2 separate regions of the Mus musculus genome follow, and region 2 is linked to region 1. The links are chromatin contacts, found by POLR2A ChIA-PET in ENCODE. All regions are on one chromosome and are shown on one strand. Each heading gives the region's core, a stretch centred on a gene start or an enhancer-like site at or near the end of the contact. The rest is flanking DNA. Distances are from core to core; before and after follow the strand shown.

The links. ChIA-PET counts read pairs that join two places held with the same protein, here RNA polymerase II (POLR2A).
Region 2: POLR2A ChIA-PET joins it to region 1 with 21 read pairs in Patski. The contact joins the promoter of Plaur here to the promoter of Smg9 in region 1. POLR2A ChIA-PET finds 5 or more read pairs at or near these places in 3 of 5 experiments (Patski and embryonic stem cell).

Annotation. Positions count from the first base shown.
Region 1 is chr7:24,395,749-24,401,795 of GRCm38, forward strand. It overlaps Smg9 (smg-9 homolog, nonsense mediated mRNA decay factor (C. elegans)), which reads left to right and starts at 3,880. Exons shown (of 14, transcript NM_028047.2): 1 at 3,880-4,143.
Region 2 is chr7:24,460,227-24,466,273 of GRCm38, forward strand. Plaur (plasminogen activator, urokinase receptor) reads left to right here and starts at 2,257. Exons shown (of 7, transcript NM_011113.4): 1 at 2,257-2,341; 2 at 4,905-5,015. The coding sequence starts at 2,284.

The DNA of each region.
Region 1 (6,047 bases), core at 2,630-5,129:
CTAAAAAATCCTTCCTCAGGTTTATAGAATTCTGGAAAACCTGCTGACCCTCAGATGGCATCAGAGCCCATGTACTAACACAAAATATGCAAATTGCTACGCAGTTTAGAATGTAAAAAAAGTAACGAGACCATTGAGAGAGGAGAGACAGAGAGATAGAGACAGACAGAGAGAGGCCCTCAGAGGCCTAAGTCCAGTTTGAGCTTCCACAAAGAGAAAAGGAGACATTCTGGGAGCAGAAACCCAGCTTAGTGTGCCCGTCCTGTCCACTGTCTCCCTGCACCATCATTCCCTCTTCAGAAAACCTCATTGTGGGGGTGAGGTGGCTCACACCTTAAAACCCAGCACCTCAGAAACACAGGCAGGCAGATCTCAGGAGTTCCAGGCTAGCTGGGGCTCCATAGTAGTTTCCGTGTGTCCCAGGGTTCCCCAAGACAGGAGCCTGGGGTCAGTACTTCCTCTAAATGCCAGCACTTAAATAAAGTTGACTCCCCTACCCTCTCTTATCTCCTAACTGTTTGCTTCTAACATCAGTCTTTTACCTGATCTATTTTGTGTTATTATTCAGTGAGAATAGTCTGTTTTCTTAGCTGTTTCAAATGTAGGATTTACTGTAACTGTAGTCACAATGTCAGACTCTGTGTGTGGGTGGGGGGTGCATGCATGTGAATCTGGATGAACATACCTGAGCACGCACACACTTGTGCACGCACACACCTGAGCACGCACACACCTGTGCACGCACACACCTGAGCACGCACACACCTGTGCACACAGCGATGCTTTGTGTCTTCTCCTATTGCTTGCCACCTCATTGCCTTGAGGCAGGCTATCTCACTAAAGGAGCTCACCCAGTTGGCAGCACCCAGGATATGTCTGCGTCCACCTCCCAACAAATGCTGTGACTCCAGTCCCACTGGATCTGATGCCCTTTCCTGCCCTCCACAGGAACCAGGCACACTCATGGTGCATTTACACACAAGCAGGCAAAACACATAAACACACAAAATAGTTTAATTAAAAAGATAATCCTCTCAAGCACATGTCATCAAGTATACACAGGAATGTTTATAAGAAGGAATATTCAGAGTGCGTATGCGTACAGCAGCAGAAAACTGTTAAGAGCCTGAGCTGCTAACTGCTAAGTTCAGTTCAGCTGGTTTCTGGGGAGGGTGACTGCTGACCCTCACGGAGAACTGCGAGAAGGGCATGCAGTGAGCCAAGCCTGCCTTTCGGGCCAGGCTCTGCTGCTCCCTAAGCATGGGGCCTTCAGGCGCATCTCCTGTCTTCTTATCATCTTTCTGCATCTGTTAAGTGAGGGAGGAGGCTTTATCGAGAGATAGAAGTTACAGGGAAGCAGAGCCTGGTGCCGGTGGCCCAAGGACAATGCCAAATCCCTCCTCTGCCCACTTTGCGGCATGTATGCAGATGAGTGCACTCACCCGTATGTGCATGAGGAGGCCAGAGGTCGATATTAGTGTCTCTCTATATATGTATGTGTGTGTGTGATGTATACATGATGATGTATATATTTAACATGTATGCTTTGTGTATATATATAAATATATATTATATGTATATATAGTATATATACTATATATATGTGTGTATATATATATATATATATATATATATATATAACATGCATGCTGTGCCTCGGGAGGACAGAAGAGGCCTCTTATGGAGGAAGTTCAAGGGGAATTTACTGAGACTCAGTCTCACAAATAAAATAAAATAAAATAAAATAAAATAAAATAAAATAAAATAGAGATGGTTCAGTAGTCAACAGCACTGGCTGCTCTTACAGAGGACAGGGGTTCAATTCCCAGCACCCACATGGCAGCTCTCAACCTTCTGTTGCTCTAGTTCCAGGGGATCCAACACTCTCTTCTGGCCTTGGCAGCCACCAGGCAGGCACGTGGTGCTCAATCATACTTACAAAGCACTCATACATATAAAAGAAAATGAAATCTTTAAAACATGTAAGCGGAGGGCTGGGCTAAGGCTCTGTGGTAGGGAGCTTAACAAGCCTACTTAAATTCAGTCCCCAATACCCTACCTCAAATGTATGAATGCTGAAACCTTAACTAAAGGCCCAGTGAGGTGGCCTGCTGGGTAAAGGCGCTTGGGACCCATGGGATAGAAGGACAGTGCTGATTCTTGCTGACTCCTCTGGCATCCAAATGTGCATTGCTGCATGTGTGCGCACACATCCTAGAGGGCACACATCCCGCTTATAACTCAGTGAATCTGGTGGCATTGAGCACTCTTCATAAACAGCCCTCCAACCAATCACTGCCCTGATGGTTACCTTGAATATGAAAAACTCGTGCTTTCTGTCTCCAGGCTTCAACAATAAAAAAATTCTTCACGGGCTGGAGAGAAGGCTCAGCGGTTAAGAGCACTGGCTGCTCTTCCAGAGGTCCTGAGTTCGATTCCCAGCAACCACATGGTGGCTCACAACCATCTGTAATGGGATCTGATGCCCTCTTCTGGTGTGTCTGATGACAGCTACAGTGTACTCACTATATATATATCCATCCTTTATAAGCTGGCCATGTGGCCCAGGCAGCAGTGTGCTTACCTAGCATGCATAACATGCATGGGGCTCTAGGTTTAATCCCGTGGAGTGTGCCTCTATCAGCACTCCAAGGAACATTTTTTTTTTTTTCAAATTTGAAAGAAAAGCCGAAGGGAAGGCAAACTTTAAGTCTTGGCAGCTAGGTGCCCATAGGAGAACAGAGAAGAGCTTGGCGGGGGCATGGAGGGAGGCGATGCTGTTTGAGTTAGGCTGACATGGAGATCAGCTCTGGGGACAAGCACGCATGTGTGCTTGTGTCTTGAAATGCAGATCAGTGGTAGAGCACATCCTACATAGCAAGGCCCTCTCTCTTTTCTCAGTACAGAAGAGAATGGGAGAGAATAACGAAAAGCCGAGGGGGTGGGGAGAGCCCAGCAGTCCTGAGGCCAAGGCAGGTGGGTTTCTTTGAGTTCTAGACCAGCCTGGTCTACACAGTAAGACCCCACCTCAAAACAAGAGAGCTGCCTTTAATCCCAGCACTTGGGAGGCAGAGGCAGGCGGATTTCTGAGTTTGAGACCAGCCTGGTCTACAGAGTGAGTTCCAGGACAGCCAGGGCTATACAGAGAAACCCTGTCTCAAAACAAACAAACAAACAAACAAACAAACAAACAAATAACCAAGAGAGCTGATTGTGGCGGCACACACAGGTAGGTTATGCTGAAGAGGCAGACACAGGAGGGTAAGTTTGAGGTCAGGCTGATGGACTCACGGTTTTTTTTCTTTAAGAAAGGAAAAGCAATAGGGGAGGTGGAACTTCTGCCTCTCAGCTGTCTTTCCATTGGGTGACTGCACCCTCTGCCCAGTGGCCTTCCAGCTGCTTCAGGCTGTGCCCCTAGTCCTTTGAATGTTTGCCCCTTCTGTAGCCCTGCGATCCGCCCACTTCTGCCGCCCACCTCGTGCCACAGGTCCAAGCCTAGACCTTTCTCTACAGATGTTCTGTCTTGGAGGAGCTGGGCTCTTCCTTAAAGTCCTTCAAGATCGCTTCTTGCAGCCAGCTGAATCAGTCTTGTGCTTGCTCAGATAAGGACGTTAATTCCTCCCTTCCGCCGTACCCTACCCCGATCGGTCTGACAACACTACAGAAGACCCGGGATTCGAACTCGAAATCTCCAGAGCTGCCCACCCAGCCAAACAGCAGGCCCGCCCAGAGAAACAATGCGCACGCGCCTTCTCAGCAGCAACATACTCCCTCGCCCCTCCGTAATCCGCATGCGTGCTGAAGCCAGCCACCTCCATTCACGCATGCTCAGTCTAACGCGCACGTTGGGTTCGCTTGCGCGCCCAGCCCGCGGCGCATGCGCCGAGCTAGCAGCGCAGGCCGTGACTCGTTGGGCTGCGTACTGTGGCTTCCTCTTCTTCCTCCTCTGGGAGCTTCCGGGACGCCAAGGCCTGTTCCGGAATAGCCGGCACCCGTTTTCTCGGCCTCTCTCATTCTCTGGCTTGTGACCTTCCGGCACCATTTACACGGCAGGTGGCTGTGGAGGACCTTCCCCGCCCACGCTGCACTCCCGTCACTCAGAGCGCGCGCTGCGACCCAGGAACTAATCAGCAGCTGCCCTAGGTAAGGGGAAGGGGGGACGCCCCGAGCCTGGGAGAGGCAGGCGCGCCGACGGGGCGGGGTTGGGGGTGGGGCGTATTCAAGCCCCGCCCCCGCCCTGCCGTTAAAAGGTCGCTGGGCGGCTGGCCAATGGGAGTAGGAACGTGAAGGTCTCGGAATTGCGGCGCCGTTAGCTGGAGGTACAAATAAATTAATAGAAACTATAGCCACTGTAAAGTGTCCCTGTAGTGCTGGTACGAGCCTTCTAACAGTATCGGGAGGAAATTTCTGGACACAGTCCCAAAGAAGCCGACATACACCTAGGGCCACCTTCCATGGAAATTGGATTTTGAGGTTCTTCATGCCTGAGTATTGGAAGGAGGCTCCATATAAGACTGCAAGTAGGGGCTGGAGAGATGGCTCAGAGGTTAAGAGCACTGACTGCTCTCCCATAGGTCCTGAGTTCAATTCTCAGCCACCACATGGTGGATCACAACCACCTGTAATGGGATCTGATGCACATTCTACTGGTGTGTATCTGAAGACAGCTACAGTGTACTCATATAAATAAATACATAAATAATATTTTTAAAAAGGGGGGCTAGAGAGATGGTTCAGCGGTTAAGAGCACTGACTGCTCTTCCAGAGATCATGAGTTCAAATCCCAGCAACCACATGGTGGCTCACAACCATCCGTAATGAGATCAGATGCCCTCTTCTGGTGTGTCTGAAGACAGCTACAGTGTACTTATATATTATAATAAATCTTAAAAAAAAAAAAAAAAAGACTGCAAGTAGACTAGGAAGCACTTAGAAAAATACGTGAATAGAACTGGACAAGGCGGCTCACACATGTAATTCCAGTAGTGTGGAGCCAGAAACAGGAGGGTCGCCATGAGTTTGAGACCAGCCTGAACTGCAGAGCAGGACCCTGTTTGAGAGGGAGAGGTGAGGAGGAGGAGGAAACAGTATTAAGTTGTGGAATGCACCATGCCTCAAGAGAAAAGGCATTAGAACAGTTAAGAATTGGGGGTCTCCTGGAAATTCTTGCAAAGCAACTTGTCAATTCTGGAAGATTCTCCAAAGAGGTGCTTCACATGTAGGTGGGAAGATAGCTCAGTGTGTGAAGTGCTTGTTTGCAAGCATGAAGACCCAGGTTTGATCCCCAGCAACCACATAAAAAGTGGAGCCTGGCGGCACGATCTTGTCATCCCAGTGCTGCGGAGGCAAGACTGGCAGATGTGCAGAGCTCCTTGCCCAGGCAAAAACAGTGTGGGGCTGTCAGGATGGTTGTATCAGGTAACGGGGCCACCACAAGGCCAAAGAATTGACTTCCATCCCTGCGGCCTACAGGATGGAAAGAGAAAATGGTCTCTCGGAAGTTGTCACCTGGCCTCCACAAATGTGATATGGCTCTGTGCCTGCTTGCACGCAGGCATGTGTATGTGTGTGTCTCACACACACAAGAAACCCAGAAGCTCCCACCCCAACATTATGCAGATTAGACTTCATTTCTGTGAGGTCAGGAATACCAGCTTAGTAGTTTATGCAGAGCTCTTCCTGGAGAACCCTAGAAACAGCATTGCAGGTCCCAGCTTGCAGGCAGATGGTGTCTCAGGTTCTGGATCGTTCCCCACAAGACCTGATGAGTAGAGTCAACTAGTGATTCCAGAGCAGTGTGCAGAGGGACACTTCACTTGCCTGAAAGGAGGGTGGGTGGTCCCAGTGAACGTCACTTCACTGTGAGGACAGGATCTCCATGGGGGCAGGGGATTAGACTCTGAAGCACTGGGGAGGTCGTCAGGATAATAGGGGAGCAGACAGTTAATTGTGGGGAGGAAGGAGTCCCAGTCTGTGGGGAGAGGGCCTTAGACGGTAAACAGTCATTTATGACCTGACTCATTCCAGCAAGCATCTGTTAGCAGGTC
Region 2 (6,047 bases), core at 1,007-3,506, 63 kb after region 1:
TTACATGAACTTCTCAGAGCGACAGCATGAAGTAGGCTGAATCTCACAGCAACTTTCAAAGCTGAGGCTTAGAACAAACTGGGAAAATTCTACTATAGACCTCAGATGCTCTCTGATGATGTTCGTAGCCTTTAGATTGGTAGAAGCTGGGGATGTGTTTGCACACCCCCAAACTATCCAGCAGCTGCCCGAATGTTAGAGCCAACACCGAGAAAAGCAATACATACCTATTTTAAAAAAACATAGGTAGCCTACCATAAATTTGGCTCTGGACCTGTAACATTCCAACTCTACGCTTAGTCAATCAACTTTGTAGAATGTTTTTAAATTTATTTATTATTATATGTAAGTACACTGTAGCTGTCCTCAGACACCCCAGAAGAGGGCATCAGATTGGTATAAGCCACCATGTGGTTGCTGGGATTTGAACTCAGGACCTTTGGAAGAGCAGTCAGTGCTCTTAAATGCTGAGCCATCTCTCCAGCCCCCAGCAAAAGCTTTTCAATTGACAGATTCTAGAGTTAGGAATGAATATGTTCAAGACAACCACCTTCTTATTGAGCATATACTACGCCTGAGGCCCTAAAGCAATCACAGTTTGTTTTCCTCCTCCATATGAAACAGGATCTCTCTCACTTCTCTCAGGGCTCCTCTCAGACCTTTGCTGTCTCAACCTTCCAGATGAGCTTGCAGCACAGAGAGGCTAAGAAAGACACCTGCTAATGATCAGTAAGTCACACAGCCCTCACAGTCTGGGGCCAGCCCCCTACTCTCTCAGTTAGGACCTCTTAGAGGAAAACTTTATTTGGGCATTTTTATTTTTATTTTTCACCTTTTACCTTATCTTGACATTAAATCAAGCCAAGCTGGGTGTGTGGCTCAGTGGTGGAGCCCCTGCCTAGCCTCCCCCAGTGAGGGGTTGGGGTGTGGCTCAGTGGTAGAGCCTCTGCCTAGCCTCCCCCAGTGAGGGGCTGGAGGCGTGGCTCAGTGGTAGAGCCCCTGCCTAGAATCCCCCAATGAGGGGCTGGGGGCATGGCTCAGTGGTAGAGCCCCTGCCTAGAATCCCCCAGTGAGGGGCTGGGGGCGTGGCTCAGTGGTAGAGCCCCTGCCTAGAATCCCCCAGGGAGGGGCTGGGGGCGTGGCACAGTGGTAGAGCCTCTGCCTAGCCTCCCCCAGTGAGGGGCTGGGGGCGTGGCTCAGTGGTAGACTCCTTGTCAATCCTGCAGGAGACCTTGGGTTCCGTGTTTCCCAGCTCAGGCTTCAGTGACTCGGTACTCACAGCAGTGACATCACTACTGTACGGGTGCTACTCATTGCTCTCTGCTCTCTCTGGTTCCCACTCATCAGCCACACTGAGCCGCTCTGAGTGATTCTTTGCCCTCAGGGCTTTTGCGATGACTCTTTCCTCTCCCTCAAAGGCTTTCTGTAGGAATCCACTAGACTTCTTGCACACCTTTCCTGGCTGCCCTCCGCATCACCCTCCCAAAGCAATTAAGCCATTTACCTCTCTCCCTACAGTTTGTTCCTCTTTCAACTTGTTTTTCCCCTGGTTTCCGACTGATGGGAGAGATTAGATAACTAATGTATCCTCCCCATCGTAATGGCAGAGGGTGGCGTCCTTGTGTTTCCTGCTGTGTTCCAGTTCCTGGAACAGTGCCCAGTACCCAGGAGGTCCTTGGTCAGGAGCTGAAGGAATTTTGCCCTCTAGTTTGGCAAGTTAGTGTTCCACATGATTTCCCTACATGGAATTGTACCGCCTCGGCCAAGGATGGTAGCGTGCCCATGATCCAGACTCGGGGGAGACTGAGGCAGGAGGTTCCTGAGTTCAAGGCTGGTCTTCATAGCAAGACTCTCTCTGGAGAAACTCAAATAAAACAAACTTTGAAAACATAAACTCTGATTGGTAAGAAATAGCCAAGGCTAGAGAGGATTCTAACCCTTGCTATTTGGTTGTCTTCCTTTCTCCATCATAGTCTCTCTCTCTCTCTCTCTCTCTCTCTCTCTCCCTCATCCCTCCTTCTCCCTCCCTCTCTCCCTCCGTTCCTCCCTCCCTCTTTCCCTCCCTCCTTTTTTGAGACTGCATCTTACTATGTATGGAAGGGGCAGAGTTTCTTGAACTATGGAAGAGGAAGGGCTGGGGGGGGGGGGCGGGGGCGGGGCGGGGGGAGGCGAGGCAACCCCTGGAGCTGACTCACTCTTTAGCAAACAGTGGGAGGAGCCCTAGGGTCACAAAACTGTCTTCTTCCCCTCGGTCAGTCTAGAGCAGAGGTGAAGGAAGAACCCATGGGACTCCCAAGGCGGCTGCTGCTGCTGCTGTTGCTGGCGACTACCTGTGTCCCAGGTAAGAGCTGCGTGGTGGCACCGGGCGTGAGCTAGAGGAGGATGGCCCAGCGCTCCACCCTTCTATCCAGCTATTCTCCGGGTGTGTTCTCAGGCTCCACGTGGCACAGTCAGACTCCCGCAGGCATTCATTTAGTAAACGCTGATCCCTGGTGCACAGTGCCTGGCACACTGGAGGACGCGGAGGAACAGAGAGGTTAAGAAGCTGGTCCAAAGCCTCACAGCTAGGGGTTGAATGATAACTGGACATGTGACCTCACAGCCACTCCCCACAGTGTTTTGGTCTGTGTGGGGATCCCACTTTGGGACAAGACAGGGGCTCAGGGGTCTACATCTCAAAGGTCCACAGAGTTCAGCGGGAGCCCAGGGCCTGTCCCTCGAATACACTTGTCTTTTACTATGTTATGTCCTCAGCCTTCTTCCTCCAGGAAATGCGGGGGAAATGGTGTTGAGAAAGTAGAGGGAAATGGGGAAGGAATTGAGTCAGGGTTTGGCACGGTGAATAACTCGGAAAGCCCTCTCTAGTCCGCGGGAGACCGGAGATGATTAATGGGGTGGGAAAAGATCTCTGGCGGGGCCTGGGTGGTCTGGGAGCTAGAGGGGGGAGGGGTGGGGGTGCAAAGGGGAGGGGCTCTTGTTGAAGAAAGGATATCTGGCACAAAGGGACCGGCTCTAAATTGCAGACCGGATCTCGGGGCTCAGACAGGACAGTTCTTACTGTGAAATCCAACCCCGGGAGGAGGGGACCCTGGAGTGGGGCTGCCACCTGGGGTCAAAACTGGCTGTGTGGTTCAGGACAGTTACTTAGCCTTTCTGTTCCTGGAACTTGTCTGGGAAATGGGGGCCAGACTAAGGCTAGGCTGGTGCAAAAGTTCTGATTAGAAACTGGGCAGTCGGGGGCTGGAGAGATGGCTCAGTGGTTAAGAGCACGGACTGCTTTTCCGAAGGTCCTTAGTTCAAATCCCAGCAACCACATGGTGGGTCACAACCATCTATAATGAGATCTGACGCCCTCTTCTGGTGCATCTGAAGACAGCTACAGTGTACTTACACATAATAATAAATAAATCTTTAAAAAAAAAACGAAAAAAAAAACTGGGCAGTCTGAGGCGGGGGGCTATAACATTGGCGAGACGTGGCCTAGGTGAAGACCTGCAGGAGGGACTTCGGTCCTGGGGTGGGACAAACGTTTGGGGGCTGAGGTGGGTCTTTGAAAGTGGTTCTCAACCTTCCGAATGCTATGATCCTTTAATACAACTCCTCACAGTTTGGTGACCTCCGACCATAAAATTATTTTTGTTGCTACTTCATAACTGTAATTTTGCAACTGTTAGAAATCTTCATGTAAATATCTGATGGGCAGAATATCGGATATATGACCCCTCCTGAGGGTGAGAACAGCTGGGCTGTGTGCTGTTAAGCCCCGGCAGGGCTAGTCTACCAAGAACAGAGTAGAGTGTGATGGGAAAATAGCCTTAATTCCAAGGCAGGTGGATTTCTGACTTTAAGGCCAGCCTGGTTTACATAAATAGTGACCAGCCATAAATAGTGAAAACATTTCAGAAATATTTAATAAAATAATATAAAGGTAGGAAGAGAATTTAGGGAAGGAGCCAGAGTATGGGAACTAGCGTCTAGAAGGAAGCATTAAGCATGGTTAAGGAAGCCAGGGGCAGGGCTAGAATATTGGGCAGAACTGGAGACTCTGAGACAGGCAGGAGCTACGGGCTGGGACTAGAACCTAGGAGAGTGTCGGGGAAGGGGGAGAGAATGTTTTTGGAGGTAAGCTCAGTTGATTATCTTGGAGGGCTACTGGGCAGGGTTAGAGCTTCAGGAGGAAAGATTCATGTCTTGGAGAGAATCCTGAGGAGTAGCTAAGGAAGAGGATGGAATGGGTGGACAAGGGATAAAGATCCAATGTCCAGAGCTGACCAAGTAGAGAGGACACAGGACCTAAATGGGACCCAGGGTAGAAAGTCCTTTCAAGAACTAGAAAGAAGGTGTTGGGGATTTAGCTCAGTGGTAGAGGGTTTGCCTAGCAAGCGCAAGGCCCTGGGTTTGGTCCTCAGCTCTGGAAAAAAAAAAAGACAAAAAGAACTAGAAAGAAGAAGAGTTAGAGGTTGGGAGATGGGGCGGGGGGGGGGGGGTCGCATGCCTTTGATTCAAGCATTAGGGAGACAGAAGTGGGTGGATTTCTGTGAGTTCAAGGCCTCCATCCTGGTCTACAGAGCAAGTTTCAGGAAAGTCAGGGTAACACAGAGAAACCTTGTCTTGGAAAAAAAGGAAGGAAGGGGGCAAAAGTGCAGAGTTAGAATGAATGGCAGGTGATGCCTGTCTGTAATCCTCACACACAGGAGGATGAGGCAGGAGGATTGCTGTGAGTTTGAGGTCAGCTTGGACTATATAGATCTTAGAGAGAGGGAGTGGACCATGGGCAATCAGGGCACAATGCATGCATCCAAGGGGAACAGGCCTAGATCAGTTTCACACCATGGTGGGGTGGGAGGCAGACCCTGGCCATCACCTCTGACTCCTCTCCTCTCCTCTCCTCTCCTCTCGCCCAGCCTCCCAGGGCCTGCAGTGCATGCAGTGTGAGAGTAACCAGAGCTGCCTGGTAGAGGAGTGTGCTCTGGGCCAGGACCTCTGCAGGACTACCGTGCTTCGGGAATGGCAAGGTGAGGCTGACCACCCCCCCAACAACCGATAGCAAACAATAGGCCAGGAAACCATCTCTCTCCAGATTGTAAAGATATACAAAAGTTTAAACGTCTAACAAGGGTGGAGAGGCAGCCCGGCATTTAAGACCAGCCGCTCTTCTCTTCCAGAGGCCTGGAGTTCAGTTCAGGTAGCCAGCCAGATGGGGTGACTCACAACCACCCATGACCCCCAGCTCCGGAAGGAGAGCCAAGGCTCTCACACACCCACAGATGCATAACTAAACACCTGTTGATCTTGTAAAGGACCGAGATTCATTCACAGCATCCACCTGGTGGCTCACCTGCTCCTCGGGCAGCAAGCATGGGTGTGGTACATAGATGTACATGCAGGCAAAACTCTCGTGCACACAAAGTAATAAACCCAAGAGAATTGTTTACAGTGTTGGTGCAACCCTGGCGATGGGGATAAATTGGCTGTGTGCAACTCAGATAAATATTTTTTGCTTTGTTTTTGGGATTGGCGGTGGTGGGGTGGTGTTTAGTTTGGTGGTTGTTGCTTGGTCTTGAGTTTTTATTTTGTTTTGTTGTAAGACAGGGTCTCACATAGCTCAAGCTAGCCTTAAACCTGTACTGTAGCCAGTGATGACCTTGAACATGTGGTCCTCCTGCCTGAAACTCCTAAGGTAGAGATCATAGATGTCACCACCACGCCTGAACTGGGATGTCTGAGTTCAAGGCCAGCCTGATCTACAAAGTGAGTTCCAGGACAGCCAGGGCTATACAGAGAGACCTAGTCATGAAAAAACCAAAACCAAACAAACAGATAAACAAACAAACAAACAAAAACAAGAAAAGCAAACAGGGCTAGAGAAACCGCTGAGCAGGCTAATGCACTTGCCACCAAGCCCCATAACCTGAGTTTGACCTCCTGGAAGGAGAACACTGACTTTGAAAATGTCCTCTGACCTCCACAAGAGCACACAAGCACACACGTGCACACACAGACACAAATATGTACACACATGCACATATACACATACATAAACATAC